3 separate regions of the Homo sapiens genome follow, and all the other regions are linked to region 3. Evidence: chromatin contacts called from ENCODE Hi-C or POLR2A ChIA-PET data. All regions are on one chromosome and are shown on one strand. The core of a region is the stretch at or near the end of the contact, and the rest is flanking DNA. Distances in the headings are between cores, read along the strand shown. Region 1 holds the start of LRRN2-AS1 (LRRN2 antisense RNA 1). Region 2 holds the start of PIK3C2B (phosphatidylinositol-4-phosphate 3-kinase catalytic subunit type 2 beta). Region 3 holds the start of RBBP5 (RB binding protein 5, histone lysine methyltransferase complex subunit).

Region 1 (4,783 bases), core at 1,103-3,602, 560 kb before region 3:
CCTGTTCTCCTGTCTAGGGAAACTGGTTAAGCATGTAAATATTAGCATAGTGAATGTTTTGTTGTGAGACTACATGCTGCTATGAGAAATACAGAAGGGGGACGTAATGTAGCCAAGAGCTTCTGAACAACCTCCGGGAAGAGATGAGCTGAGATTAAAGGAAGGTTAGGAGTTAGGAGAGGAAGGGAAAAGTGCCGTAGTTAGGAGGAAACATGCCAAGGTCTTGAGGTGAGAAAACAGTGGCATCTGGGAAGAACTAGAAAGTTTAGTGTCGCTGAAAGCATGGACAGAGAGAGATGAGTGAATTGAATTGCCTGGGCATCCTGGGAACGGGAAGACACCCTGATGGCAGGGAACCCGCGCCTGCGCTTTCGGGGTCAGGTCCAGGTCTGCCCCGCCAGGGCTGAAGCCAGCTCCTGGTGGGGCTGCAGTGAGGCGGAAGAGGTGGGATGCTGCTGCCTGGCGGTGCTGCGGCGGCAGACCTCCACGAGGAGGTCCTGGGCTACCGCGGGGTACACAGGCGGGCGGAAAAGGGGGAGCAGAGTCAGGGGGCAGTTGGGAAGCTCGGAGACAAAAGGAGGGAGGGAGCCAAAAAGCCTACAGCACCAGGTATTCCCAGGCGGTCTCCCATCCAAGTACTAACCAGGCCCGACCCTGCTTAGTTTCCGAGATCTGGCGTGTTCAGGGTGGTATGGCCGTAGACACTAATGGTGGTGCCTGGCTGCCTCTTCAAGAGCCCGGCCCAGCCACGCCCGCCCGACTCCAGGCGTCACTGCCACCCCAGGGTCGTGGGGCTCGGACTGGGGACCCCTGAGCTGCTCGCCTGCGGTCGGACTGCTCTCCCCTTCTACGCCCAAGCACCGCCGGTCTGCCCTGCTGCGCCTTCCACCGGCCTCCCAGAGCCTCCAGCCATACAGCAGAGATGGTGGTTGGGATAAGAGTTTGAAGAGAGTGGAGCAGGTCTGGAACAGGTATTCTGGAGAATAGGGGAGAGAACAGAGTAGGAAAATTTCCACAAGGCAATTGCCTGAGACTGTCCAATTTGCAGACCAGGGCTTTTCAGCCTCAGGACTGTTGACATTTTGGATTGAAGAATTCTGTGATGGGGGCTGTCCTGTGTGTTCTAAGATGTTTAGCAGCATTCTTGGCCTCTGCTCCCTAGATGCCAGTAGCACTCCCCTAATTATGACAATAAAAAATGTCCGCAGACATTGGTAAATATTACTTAAGTGGGAGAATGGCCTCTGGTTGAGGACCACTGAGGCCAGCCAATGCGTACTACAGGAGAAACATCACACAACCTGCAGATTGGTGTCACACATTTATGGCCCTGACCTGGCCTCTCAGTTCTATCTGGTTCTTCTGTTTTCCTCATAGGCGAAGTAATGGTTCTAACCTAGAAGACAGAATGAGGTGAAGACAGGCTAACTTCTCTAAGCTCTCAATGACTCACGAGATAATAGATGTCAAGATAGAACCTACTAAGTGTTCAGTAAATGTTATCTATTGTCATTTCCAGGAGGGGGCTGATTGAAACTGAAGAATAGTACAGTAGGAGGAGAGGACCAGGAGCTGAAAAGACAGGTCGCTATGTTGAGAGAGAGAGAGAGGAAGAAAGATCTAATAGGACTTCAAAGGCTGTGGTAGATGTATTACTGTCAAAACCTGCGCAGCTTTTCTCTACCAGGCCTTGGAAAAGATTGCACTTCCTGCACCACTGGCAGCGGGCTGGCCAATGGGATGCAAGTGGAAATGAACTGTGCTATTCTGAGCAGAGGCTTAGGGACCATTGTGTGGGTAAGTCAGTGCTCTTTTTCCTCCACGTGAGGCTAGTGTGTCCCAAAATGGGGGCTGCTCCCTTTGACCTGTCTCCAAGACTGAAGAGAACAGGGACCATAGCTGTACCTATCCTGCGAGGGACAAAGGAACAAGCTTTTGTTAATTCAAGCGATTGAGATTTGGGGGTTTGTTACCACAGTGTAATTTGGCATAAGCTGACTGGCATACGGTGGAGCATCCCAGATGAGGGCAAGCTCCCAGGGCCTAACAGAGTGAGTGGCTGGAGTATGTGAAGGTGAAATTCTTTGACATGAAGTGGTTAAGGTCCCACGAGGCCGTGGTGTTAGATGGGTCATTCATGTGATGTTGTTATCATCCAGGAAGCTGGTAGGAGGTAGGAACCCAAAGTCTGTAATGAACAAGGGAAAGTGTGAGCAAAGTCAGCAGATGACAGCAGTAAAGGAGGAGTAAAGGGGAGTATAGATCTAAATATATATATGTATATGTGTGTGTGTGTGTGTGTGTATGTGTGTGTATATATATGCAGAGATTTGGTATATATATGTGTATATATATATGTGTGTGTATATATATGTGTGTGTGTGTGTATATATATATATGTGTATATATATATATGCAGAGATTTGGAAGTGTGGAAGAATAGGGGTCTGAGTGCAGTACTGGGGAGGCCCCATACCCTATCCTGAAAGCACATGAGGTATGGGAAAGTGACCACCAAGATCCTTTGGAGGGAAAGCCAGGTATCTTTTAAGGCAAAGAAGAGGAGGAAAGAAGAGTTTGCAGATGTAGGCAGGAAGTTGTTTATGAAACAGAGTGATAGGCCGGGTGCGGTGGCTCACACCTGTAATCCCAGCACTTTGGGAGGCCGGAGGTGGGCGGATCACCTGAGGTCAGGAGTTTGAGACCAGCCTGGCCAACATGGTGAAACCCATCTCTACTAAGAATACAAAAATTAGCTGGGCGTGGTGGTGGGCACCTGTAATCCCAGCTACTCAGGAGGCTGAGACTGGAGAATCGCTTGAACCCAGGAGGCGGAGGTTGCAGTGAGTGGAAATCAAGACATTGCACTCCAGCCTGGGCGACAAGAGCAAAACTGTCTCAAAAAGAAAAAAAAAAAGAAAGAAAGAAACAGAATGATAGTGTAGTTGGAGTCAAGAGTTGACTGCTTTGAGAACTTGTCTCCAGAAAAAGGGCATGTACTTGTGCAAAATGTTATATGCAAATTCAAAAAACATTTAGACTTCCTAGAACCATCTGTGGACCCTAGATTAAGAACCCTGATCTGGAACAGTGGCTCTCAAACTTGAGCAAACAGTTTGACAGGTCTGACGGTGTTTGACAGGTTGTTGGGCCTCACCCAGAGGTTTCAGTAACGTAGGTCTGCATGCGGTCCAAGCATTTGCATTTCTATCAAGTTCCCAGGTGATGCTGATGTTTCCGGCCTAGAAACCACATTCTGAGAACCACTGCTGAAGTCTAAGGCTAAGGGGGAAAGGTTTGGGGAGAGGAAGAGGAACAGTGGGAAATGGTTAAGGACAAGATTATGAAAGCATCATGGGGATGAGAATGGATTTTTGTTTTGTTTTACTAGGCTTAGGCAGATACTCCAATATTTCTGACACATACATACACGGAAAACCTTGCAAGAGTGGAGAAAAGAAGGGAGAGGTGAGTGAGCACTTATTTTAAGTTTAGGGCAAGGGGTGCAAAAAAATATCTTTTATAGCCTTAAGGATCACTTTCTTGAACACCCTTACTTTACAACAACAGATGTGATATCAAGTATCACATGGCCAATTCACACCTTTGGTCTGGTAACCAGCTCTTGCCCCCTCTCAGTCTAGGGCTTGTTCCCCTTCATCATTAACCTCTAAGAGAATCACTAGTGGGAAATAAGCTATGCTTTTGATTCAAGGTAAAGAGACTCGAACTTTCCAGTGCCCTAAACTGGGAAATCTTAAACTCCAGCAAAGTACAATGCTCAAAACTGGGTAAAGCTGCTACCTTCGTAGGGGATACATTTTGGAGAAAATTGCATCTACTTTCTTCTTTGTCTTTTCTTTTTGTGTGAGTGTGAGTGTGCATGACAGTTTGTCTATGTTTGAAAACCTGACCATCAGCATTCCTGGAATTCTTGGCAATGAATTAGGATTGCCAGTTAGCTGCCTGCTGGGTGACCTTAGGTAGTTCACCTCGTGTCTCTAAGCCTCAGCTTCCTAATCTGTGAAACAGGCTGATGGACCAGTGAGATAACGCCTGTGAGGTGCTTATCACCTGATACTGCCTCTTCTTGCTGGCACATCAAGCTGGAGGATTGCAGCATCTGAACACGAATGACCAATCAAATCTCGGGCCTATACCCCACAGACGTAACCTTTATCTCCCACCAGAGGGCACCAGTAACCTATAAAAATCTAAGGGGGCGGGCGGTCCCTCTTGCCCTTAACATCGTTGAATCTGCTTGAGTATAACTCCCTTAAGTCTATTGAAATATTCTTACCCCTGGTGTTTTAAGAAATCATTTGAAAAATACCTCTCACACCCAGAAGGAAAATATGGAGTAGAAGTGTAGGGTAAATGGTGCTCCAACTCCCCACCAGCCACCAAGAGAGCTCTATTTCCATTTTGTATTTTGTCCATTTTTACCATTCAGTCTCCATCTCCTCGAGACTATCTGTAACCTAGTTTTACAAATTATTCTCTCAGTAATAACCTATTGCAGTTCCCTTCTTCCTGGTTTATTCAAATGAACTGAACTGCTGTTTTTTTTCCCTTTGATGTACAACCTCCCGCCTCCTAGCCTATCGGGCCAGCCTTCCTTCCAGCAGGCAGTAGGGGGAGGGATCTATTTCTGAGCCTCGGTAGAGCCTCAGAAGCTGTTTCCCTGAATCCCTCTGTGATGAGAGCCTAGTGGTCAACAGGTACCTATCACAAAAGGCTGTATTCCAGGAGAAAACTCTTTCCCCATCTAAGGAAGGGAAAC
Region 2 (4,320 bases), core at 287-2,786, 630 kb before region 3:
GCAGCATTGGCCCACTTCTTGGAGCCCGGGTAGCCGCCTGCTAAAGAATCTGGTGCCATGCTGGGACCAGCCAGCCCAGGGTACAAAACTCTCCAACAGAGTTGAGAAAAAACAGCCCAAGAGAGCTGCCAGAGACAATACAGCGATTCCATCCCAGGCATGATTGGAAGGGCTGGGGCAGGGAAGCTACGAAGACCCCAGAAGCGGGTGGAGAGGAGAAAAGGCAGGCCTGAAGGAGCAAGAGCAATGGCAGAAAACACACACACACACACACACACACACACACTTCAACATCAGCCAACTAGGGTGTGTGCACTAACCTCATACATTTGGTAACCTCTTCCCACAATCCAGAAGCCTGCCAAGCCCCTGGGCTCCCCACCCTACTCCACCCCACACCAGCTTGGCAGCCTTGCTTGTGCTTCCTGCTGCGATTGCTCCTCCAACATCAAAGTCACCGCTGTCGGGAGCTGAAAATGAGGGACAAGTATAGGCCAGGAGAGCAGCGCCTTCTCCCAGCACCGGCGAACTCAGGCCTGAGGGTCCCTCTCCCTCTTTCAAGCTTTCAGTCTCCTTTTGCTGCAGTATCCTTATAAGGGAGAATCCAATTCTACCCTCCGCCCGACTAAGAAACGTACACATTCCCCAGGCTAGATGCCGACTTCTCACCCAGTCCACAGAAGGCACTAACCCCATCACAGGACAGGTTTTGCTTTTTTTATTTCTTATCTTAAATAAACAAACCCCAAAGCCATTGACTGGTTCAGATCGCCCTGCAGCTGGGAGCCAGGAAGTGTGTTTAGCGAGAAGGGGGTGGGGACGCGGGTGCCTGGAGCCCCAGAGGCCCTGAAGCTGCTGGAGTGGAGTGGAGTGGGGTGAGGGGCAACCTGCTCTGCCCGGCGGGCAGGAGCTCAGGCTCCCACGGCGTCCGCCGCTCAGCCCGCCGCCAGGAACCCTCGGCTGCTTCCATTGTTGCACCTCCGCTGTTGCCATGTTGGAGGGAGAGCCCCCTGACCTCGGCTGCCTCCACTCTGGGGGCACTTTACAGACGCTGGGGCCGATGCAACCCGCAGGATGCGTGTCCTACCTGCGCTAGCTGCTGGCTCTGCTGCAACATCCGACGTGTCTTGTGCCTGGCGACGTGGGCTGCTCGCTCCGCGCCTCCCGGGCTCGCTCTGCGGCTCCAGGCGCCTCTTGCACCAGCGCGAGAGGAGCTGGCCGGCCGCACGCCGCCTGCTCCCGGGCCGCTCCCCTCTCCAGGCTCCGCACAGACCCTAGGCTCCAAGGGGCAGAGGGAGAGGCAGCAAAGGGCGCAAGGACCAGCTTGTGGGGGTGGGGAGGGGTGCTCTCCGCCGAGAGCGTGCGCGAGCTCGCAGAGTCAGGCCACCCCGGGTGAGACAATAGCGGCAGCAGCGGGCGAGAGAGGGGAAGCCATCTCCCGGACACCCGGCGCACTGCACGGCGACGCGACGCTCGGCCAGACCCTGCCTGGACAGGCAGGCACCCGGCCGCCGGCTCCAGCCGCAGCGCCGAATCCGCCGCGAGCCGGAGGGCGGGGCGGCTGCTGGAACCCGGGCCGCCCTTCGCCTCTCCCCTCCCCTTCCCCCTCCTCTTCTCTTCTCCTCTCCTCCTCTCCCCTCCGACTCCCGCCCCACTTGCCATTGCGTGGGGGAAGAGAAACGCGCTGGCGTCAAGTTGTGCTCTGCAACCCAAGAGCCAGGATTTCCACTCCCCACTTGGGTGAGGGTTTTTGCGGATGGTCGTTAGTTTCCCCTGCTGGAACCCCTTGGCTTTGGGTCAGAGGAAAGCTCAATCATTCTGCTAGAAATGACGGTGCTGAGGTCCAGTTATCCGTTTCAGGAATTTCTACCATAATTACGGTAGCGATGTTCGGGGGATCCCCTACCTTGAGGGTTAGGTTGGGGTAGAGAGAGGCTGTCTCCGGGCTTTACACGCTCAGTGTCATTCGTCTTTCTGTCTCCTTCCTTCCTCCCTTTCTGGAAGGGGAGTCTCGTTTGTTTTTGTATTCGCCCAGGTGGATCTTCCGAGCTGCGATCCAGGAAACAGCAGTCAACCTAAGTAGGGAGGGGAGATAGAGGATCCTCCAACCCAACTAGGGTAGTGAGAAAAAAAAGTAAAAAAAAAAAACCTTTCATACAATATGTTATATTTAAATTTTCTACTCTAAATACCTTTCTTCCAGCAGTGGTCTCTGGAAGAATTTTCCTAAAGGCTCCACCCAAAAGAAACCATGAGTTGGCCAGCTCCTCGTTTGCATTTGGTTTGCATAGTACCAACGATCACTAATCTCAAAGTATATTTTCCTAAAAACGTGAATCGTGTTTTCCTCCACTGCCCTCATTTCTTCTTTCTTTCTCGACAGACTATGAAGATTAACACCTGGTCCTCAGCCTCTCAAGTAAAACCATGATTAAATAAATTTGTTATGCTTTTCTCTGGTTAACTTGTCTTTTGTTATAGAAGTGTCGGCTGTGACTCTTATGATGGGGAGGAAAGGGATCACTCCCCTTTCTGATCCTACAGTGCCTTCTGTACCCAATGCTTGTGACTTTCAGTATTCCACTTCACCCTCTGAATATCAAGAATAGCGTCCTCACCTATCACGCTTTCGTAATGATCAAAGGAGAGAATGTAGGTGAAACATCTTGATAATTAACTGAAGGCAGCTTGGTCTGCACATATGTCATAATGTATATGATGCTACTCCTGATCTCAGGAGCCACAGGGGTTAAAAAACGTGTCCGTGCACTTCTTCACCATACAAATATTTATGACAGCTTACTCTGTGTCTGTCATCAGGTCAAGCTCAGGAGCCTGAGAGAACAGAGTGTTACAGGGGCCACTGGTGGTTCTTTTTTTTTTTTTTTTTTTTGAGACGGAGTCTTGCTCTGTCGCCCAGGCTGGAGTGCAGTGGCGTGATCTCGGCTCGCTGCAAGCTCTGCCTCCCGGGTTCACGCCATTCTTCTGGCCCAGCCTCCGGAGTAGCTGGGACTACAGGCGCCCGCCACTATGCCCAGCTAATTTTTTCTTTTTTTTTTTTTTTTTTTTTGTATTTTTAGTAGAGACAGGGTTTCACCGTGTTAGCCAGGATGGTCTCGATCTCCTGACCTTGTGTTCCACCCACCTCGGCCTCCCAAAGTGCTGGGATTACAGGCGTGAGCCACCGCGCCCGGCGACCACTGGTGGTTCTATGCTGCTGGGGTGAAAAGTCTGAAGGAAAGAACTAACAGGAAGTAGGCATAGGTAGCTGAGTGGAGGATCAGATCACAGGCTTTATCATGCATTTTGGTAAGGAAAAAATTGAATAAAGAGAAACCAGGGCATGCCAAAAAGTTTAGGTGCTGTAGGTGACAGAGAACCTGCTGTGCACAAATGGAACTGGGAAGTAGTGTGACCAGAAAAAGACTTCCTGGCATATTATAGAGAAGGATTTGGAAGATGCACTGCATGTCTTCCGTTTGCCCCTCCAGATCTTCCTGGCCCTCTGGCTTCCTAGACTGGGTTGGCCAATGGGGGCCATGGCTGAAGATTGAATAAGGAGGGAGGTCAGGGGAAACTGGATATTTATTCTTCAGGATTCCTCTCTTTGGGGTCACAGTGCGCTGGCTGCCACCCTCAACCAAAGATCACAGCTTCCACGGGTGGTTCTCTCTCCCCTCCCTCTCTCTTTTGTTTTTCTTTTTTTCTTTTTCTTGAGACCGAGTCTCACTCTATTGCCCAGGCTGGAGTGCAGTGGCTTACTGCAACCTCTGCCTCCCGGGTGCAAGCGATTCTCCTGCCTCAGCCTCCTGAGTAGCTGGGACTACAGGCGCATGCCACCATGCCCGGCCAAATTTTTTTTGTATTTTTAGTAGAGACAGGGTTTCACTTTGTTAGCCAGGATGGTCTCAATCTCCTGACCTCATGATCCACCCTCCTCAGCCTCCCAAAGTGCTGGGATTACAGGCGTGAGCCACAGTGCCAGCCCCCTCCCTCTCTCTTGATTCAGGTAATCACTCCCCTCCTTTGACTTTTCGGGCCTGGGGGTGGAAACATTGATTTGCTACTGGCCCTAGTAGATTGTACACTATTTCTTGTGGTTTTCCTGTACTCCGCCGACCCTTTATAAATTGTCCCCTTATTTTTTAACCTCTCCTCAAATTACCCCTCAAGTGCAGTGTGCCATTTGCTTTCTGCCAGGACCTAGTAACACAAGTCAGGAGTGCAGCCTGGGAGCTCAACAGAGAAACCATGGCTACGTTCCAGGTGGGAAATCAGGGAATCTCAAAACTGTGCCAGAGCTGTGGCAGTGGGGATGAA
Region 3 (4,556 bases), core at 506-3,005:
ACTCAACTCCACATTGCTGTCAGACAAACCTTACAAACTCATAGCTCTGATTGAGTTACTAAGTCAAAATCCTTCAATGGATCTACCCTACCTTCCCTAAAAAGCCCAAACTTTTGAGCTAGGCATTCGAGAACCAACACAAAATAGATGGCACCGATCCCATCCCCTGGCATTCTCTTTATCCACAACCTGGCCAAGCAGGAAAATTCTTTAGGTCTTCTCTCACTGATGCCTACTGAACATCCCTCCCATATTTTCATACTTCAGCCTGTTGATATTTTACCAACCTTAAAAATCCACTTAAGGCCGGACACTTTGGGAGGCTGAGGTGAGTGGATTGCTTGGGGCCAGGAGTTTGAGACCAGCCTGGCCAACACAGTGAAACCCCATCTCTGCTAAACATACAAAAATTAGCCAGGCATGGCAGTGCGCACCTGTAGTACCAGCTACTCAGGAGGCTGAGGCACGAGAATCACTCGAACCCAGGAGACAGAGGTTGCAGTGAGCCAAGACTGTGCCACTGCACTCCAGCCTAGGCGACGGCGCGAGGCTGTCTTAAAAAAAAAAAAAAAAGTCCACTTAAAACTCCAACTCCTCCACAGGTTTGGGGGGTTTGTTTTTCCTGGTTGACTTCTTCCTTTACCCCAAAGACATTCACTCTCTGTTCCAAACATTCTTAGCAACTGGTAATGACTCTTTCAGGCCTGCCTACATTCTGCAATATCCTACAGCTATTTTACATAATCACCTTAAACTCCCTGCTTAATGAAAAGCTCTTTAAGGGCAAAGACCATTTTTTATGTATCTTTGTAGCCCTTTTGACAATTAACATATCTTCTGACTTTTTTAAAAGAGAAACCTAACCATTAGGAACAGCAAGTAGTGCAGAAGTCCTTGAAAACCTCAGCTACCCCTAGAATACCATGCTAAATGTCACCTAATGGAAGTCCAGGAGAAAGGACCTACAGTTTTTAAATAATCTGGATAGGAGGTAAGGAGGCAATGACTCAAAGTGAGGGCGACAAAAGACAACTCCCTCCGTATTTCACACCTCAGTGTTTTACACACCGTCCCTAGCAAAGGACCTTAAACAGAAAGTTAGGATAATTGGATTCCAGTGCCAACTATGCCATTTACTTGCTTAGTGCCTAGCCATTACCCTCTGAGCCTTTATTCATCTGTTCAATGAGAAGCTTCTACCAGAAGATCTCCAAGTCCCCTCCTTAGACTTCTCTTTTCTACAAAAAGATTAACCTGTTCAGGCACCCAATTCCCTGACAAGTCTTCAAAGCTTCATCCCAAGCCTCACTTCTTCAAATTCCATCTCCAACAACTCTGGTCCTGGCTGCTCTGGGTACTTCAACACCTGCGATCCTCATAATCAAAGCTAAGTCACAAACTGTCTGTCCCCATCGCTCCATAATTGATATGAAAGTGGCCTCGGGAGGGGCAATGCAACCTACTCGGGCAGAAGGTGGGCTTCCTCCTCCCGCTGCTGCTCCACATCAGGTGTGCCCAGTGATCCATAGCCGAACAGTGTCCCTAAGATTGCAGCCTGACTCCCCTCCCGCCTGGGTTCCCTCCTTTCCAGTACCCAACGCTTCTCTAAAACGCAGCCACAGCCCTTCTCACCCAGCAACTCGAGGTTCATCCCTGCGGACTGTGGCCGCCCGGTCTCAGCTCCGGCAACAACACCTTCTCCCCGGCCGGCTTCAGCAACTTGCGTCTAAGTGGTGGACGCCGCGAAGAGACTGGCGCAAGCTCCGAAGACTTTCGGCCTTAGAAGGCCCCGCGGCTTCCGCTTTCTTCCCCCGCCTTCCTTGTTCGTTTCAGGTGGGCTGCCCAAATATATGCCTGACCAAAATCAAGCATACACTCTCTCGGAAACAATTAATTATGATCTTTGCTGAGGTACAACAATGTTATCGTCACTAGGGACTTTAAATAGCGCGACAATTTAAGATTATTTGCTCCGGGAACATGTAGGTGAGGTAGAAATTCCAGGCATACAGTTAACCTACTAGTTCTTGCCCTGTTGTGTGTTCAGCGGCGTTGTCCGGGCGGGCTACCTCAGACTCCGCAGGAAAGGTTCCGGACAAGTCCTGCTAATGCAAGAAACCAGGGAAGGTCGTCCCCTAGTGCTCGGGTGTGTAGCGCCGCTGACCTCACCAAGGCGCGTACTTACCCTGTATGTAGGTGGCGTTGCAGGGTGTTTCGGTCTCGTGAAAATTATTTCTCATTTGTAAAGATATGCTATTGATCCTACAGAAAGGTACGACAACATATGTTAGGCCTGTCTGTGTTAAGATAATAAAAACCTTATTATCTAAGGTTTTACCCTTTACCAAACAGTGTTGACAGGGACGCTGTGAAAAAGACTGTGAAAAAGAATTGGAATGAGGGGTGGACTGAGTTTCCCGGAGCTCAGTCATACAGAACTCCAATGAAATACCCAAAGCAATTAGAGAAGTCCAGTTACTGGTATCTAGCGAAAGAGCAAATTTTATATGAACAAATTCCTACTATAAATGCTGTGGCTCATCAGAAAAAGGAAACAACGTCAAAGGCTCGCTGCAGAAAATAGTACTCGGGCTAGGTCTCCGACAATGGAAAAATACACATACACAAGTTTATTAATCGCAGTATTGTCTGCAATTGCAAACTTTTGGAAACAATAATGAAACTTTTGAACTAGGGAGCCCAGCATTTTCATGTTGCCCAGGGCCCTGCAAATTATGTAGCTAGTCCAGTCTGCCTCTACTTGACAAATTTGCAGAAAAAGCAGCCTCATTCACACAGTGCACCCTGTCCCTGGGCCCCAGTTGATTGCTCTTTCAGTAAGCCCCTGACCTAAGCTCAACCCAATTAAATTCCTTTCCCAAGAATTTGGAATGGGAATTAAGTGGCCCCCACAGTCTGACACATCGATTGAAGAGAGTAAATGTGAATTAAGGAGCTATTTAAAGCGCCTAATAATAGATGGACACCATGGTAGTTGGCTGCAGGTTGCAGAATGAAGCAGAAGTCCAGAAACTAGTCAAAGATAATACTTGGTGTATCCAATTAGTTCCCAAGAACATATTACATTAATGTCTTCTATTTCCATTATCCTTGGACCTTTATAAAGTATGTCTTTTGCAGCCGGGTGCGGTGGCTCACGCCTGTAATCCCAGCACTTTGGGAGGCCGAGGCGGGCTGATCACCTGAGGTCGGGAGTTCGAGACCAGCCTGATCAATATGGAGAAACACTGTCTCTACTAAAAATACAAAATTAGTTGGGCGTGGTGGCTCATGCCTGTTATCCCAGCTACTCGGGAGGCTGAGGCAGGAGAATCGCTTGAACCCGGGAGGCAGAGGTTTCAGTGAGCCAAGATCGCACCATTGCACTCCAGCCTGGACAACAGAGTGAGACTCTGTCTCAAAAAAAAAAAAATCCACAGTTTTTCTACTCTCCAAAGACAAAGGAAAACTTTGCATAAAGGCAAAAGCAACAAGGAAAAATATCGTGTGAAAACCACAGCCTAGTTTCCTCTAAATTCTCTGACTCTACTCTCAAATCCAAAGTAATCATATATATATGTATTTAGAGATATGGTCTCACTCTGTTGCCCAGGCTGGAATGCAATGACGAAACCATAGCTCACTACTGTAACCTTAAATTCCTGGGCACAAGTAATCCTCCTGCCTCAGCCTCCCAAATGCAGGGATTACAGATTACAGCTGTGAGCTACCACGCCTGATTCCAATGTAATAATTTTTACAGATTGGATGCTAATATAGCTAATGAAGTTAAAATTAAAGCTGTTAAAAATAAAAATAGTGAGGCCAGGTGCAGTGGCTCACACCTGTAATCCCAGCACTTTGGGAGGCAGAGGCCAGGCGTATCACGAGGTCAGGAGTTCGAGACCAGCCTGGCCAACATGGTGACACCCCGTCTATACCAAAAATACAAAAAATAGCCAGGTGTGGTGGCGCATGTCTGTAATCCCAGCTACTAGGGAGGCTGAGGCAGGAGAATCGCTTGAACCCAGGAGGTGGAGTTTGCAGTGAGCCAAGATCATGCCATTGCACTCCAGCCTGGGCAACAGCAAGACTTCATCTCAAAATAAATAAATAAATAAAATGAAAATAAAAATAGTGTTAGAAAACCCCTGAGGAATTTTCTTTTCTTTTCTTTTTTTTTTTTTTGAGAGGGAGTCTTGCTCTTGTCGCCTGGGCTGGAGTGCAGTGGCGCAATCTCAACTCAGCACCCGGCCCACTGAGGGATTTTCAGTACACCTTTTTCCTCACACCTCTTTTTCCCTTTCTACCCCTCCAATCCTATTTGGACTTTCTTTTTTTTTCTTTTCTTTCTTTCTTTTCTTTTTTTTTTTTTTTTTTGAGACAGAGTCTCACTCTGTCGTCCAGGCTGGAGTGCAGTGGCATGATCACAGCTCACTGCAGCTCAACCTCCAGGCTCAAGTGATTTTCCCACCTCAGTCCCCCCAAGTAGCAGGGACTATAGGCAGGCACCAACATGCCCAGCTAATTGTTGTAGTTTTTGTAGACAGGGATTC

What was found. A loop is a pair of places that touch in the nucleus more often than their neighbours do. ChIA-PET counts read pairs that join two places held with the same protein, here RNA polymerase II (POLR2A). Pooled maps may share reads with other maps.
Region 1: a pooled map shows a loop between it and region 3 (5-fold over the local background). The contact joins the promoter of LRRN2-AS1 here to the promoter of RBBP5 in region 3. A Hi-C loop is called at or near these places in 2 of 37 single-sample maps with no recorded cell type and 6 of 50 pooled maps.
Region 2: a loop to region 3 is called in a pooled map, with 8 times the contacts of the local background. The contact joins the promoter of PIK3C2B here to the promoter of RBBP5 in region 3. A Hi-C loop is called at or near these places in 1 of 168 maps with a recorded cell type or tissue (naive thymus-derived CD4-positive, alpha-beta T cell) and 8 of 50 pooled maps. POLR2A ChIA-PET finds 5 or more read pairs at or near these places in 3 of 52 experiments (MCF 10A, WTC11 and activated CD4-positive, alpha-beta T cell).

The regions. Positions count from the first base shown.
Region 1 is chr1:204,561,819-204,566,601 of GRCh38, forward strand. It overlaps LRRN2-AS1 (LRRN2 antisense RNA 1), which reads left to right and starts at 2,353. Exons shown (of 13, transcript XR_007066814.1): 1 at 2,353-3,468. It also overlaps the pseudogene RNA5SP74. RefSeq lists a silencer at 4,009-4,098.
Region 2 is chr1:204,493,269-204,497,588 of GRCh38, forward strand. PIK3C2B (phosphatidylinositol-4-phosphate 3-kinase catalytic subunit type 2 beta) reads right to left here and starts at 1,537. Exons shown (of 33, transcript NM_001377334.1): 1 at 1,088-1,537. It overlaps LOC124904584 (translation initiation factor IF-2), which reads left to right. Exons shown (of 2, transcript XM_047439554.1): 2 at 908-2,464. The coding sequence ends at 1,928. RefSeq lists enhancers at 727-916, 987-1,116 and a silencer at 1,217-1,686.
Region 3 is chr1:205,120,223-205,124,778 of GRCh38, forward strand. RBBP5 (RB binding protein 5, histone lysine methyltransferase complex subunit) reads right to left here and starts at 1,756. Exons shown (of 14, transcript NM_005057.4): 1 at 1,633-1,756. The coding sequence starts at 1,651. RefSeq lists enhancers at 1-374, 1,538-1,717, 1,858-2,077 and a silencer at 2,439-2,733.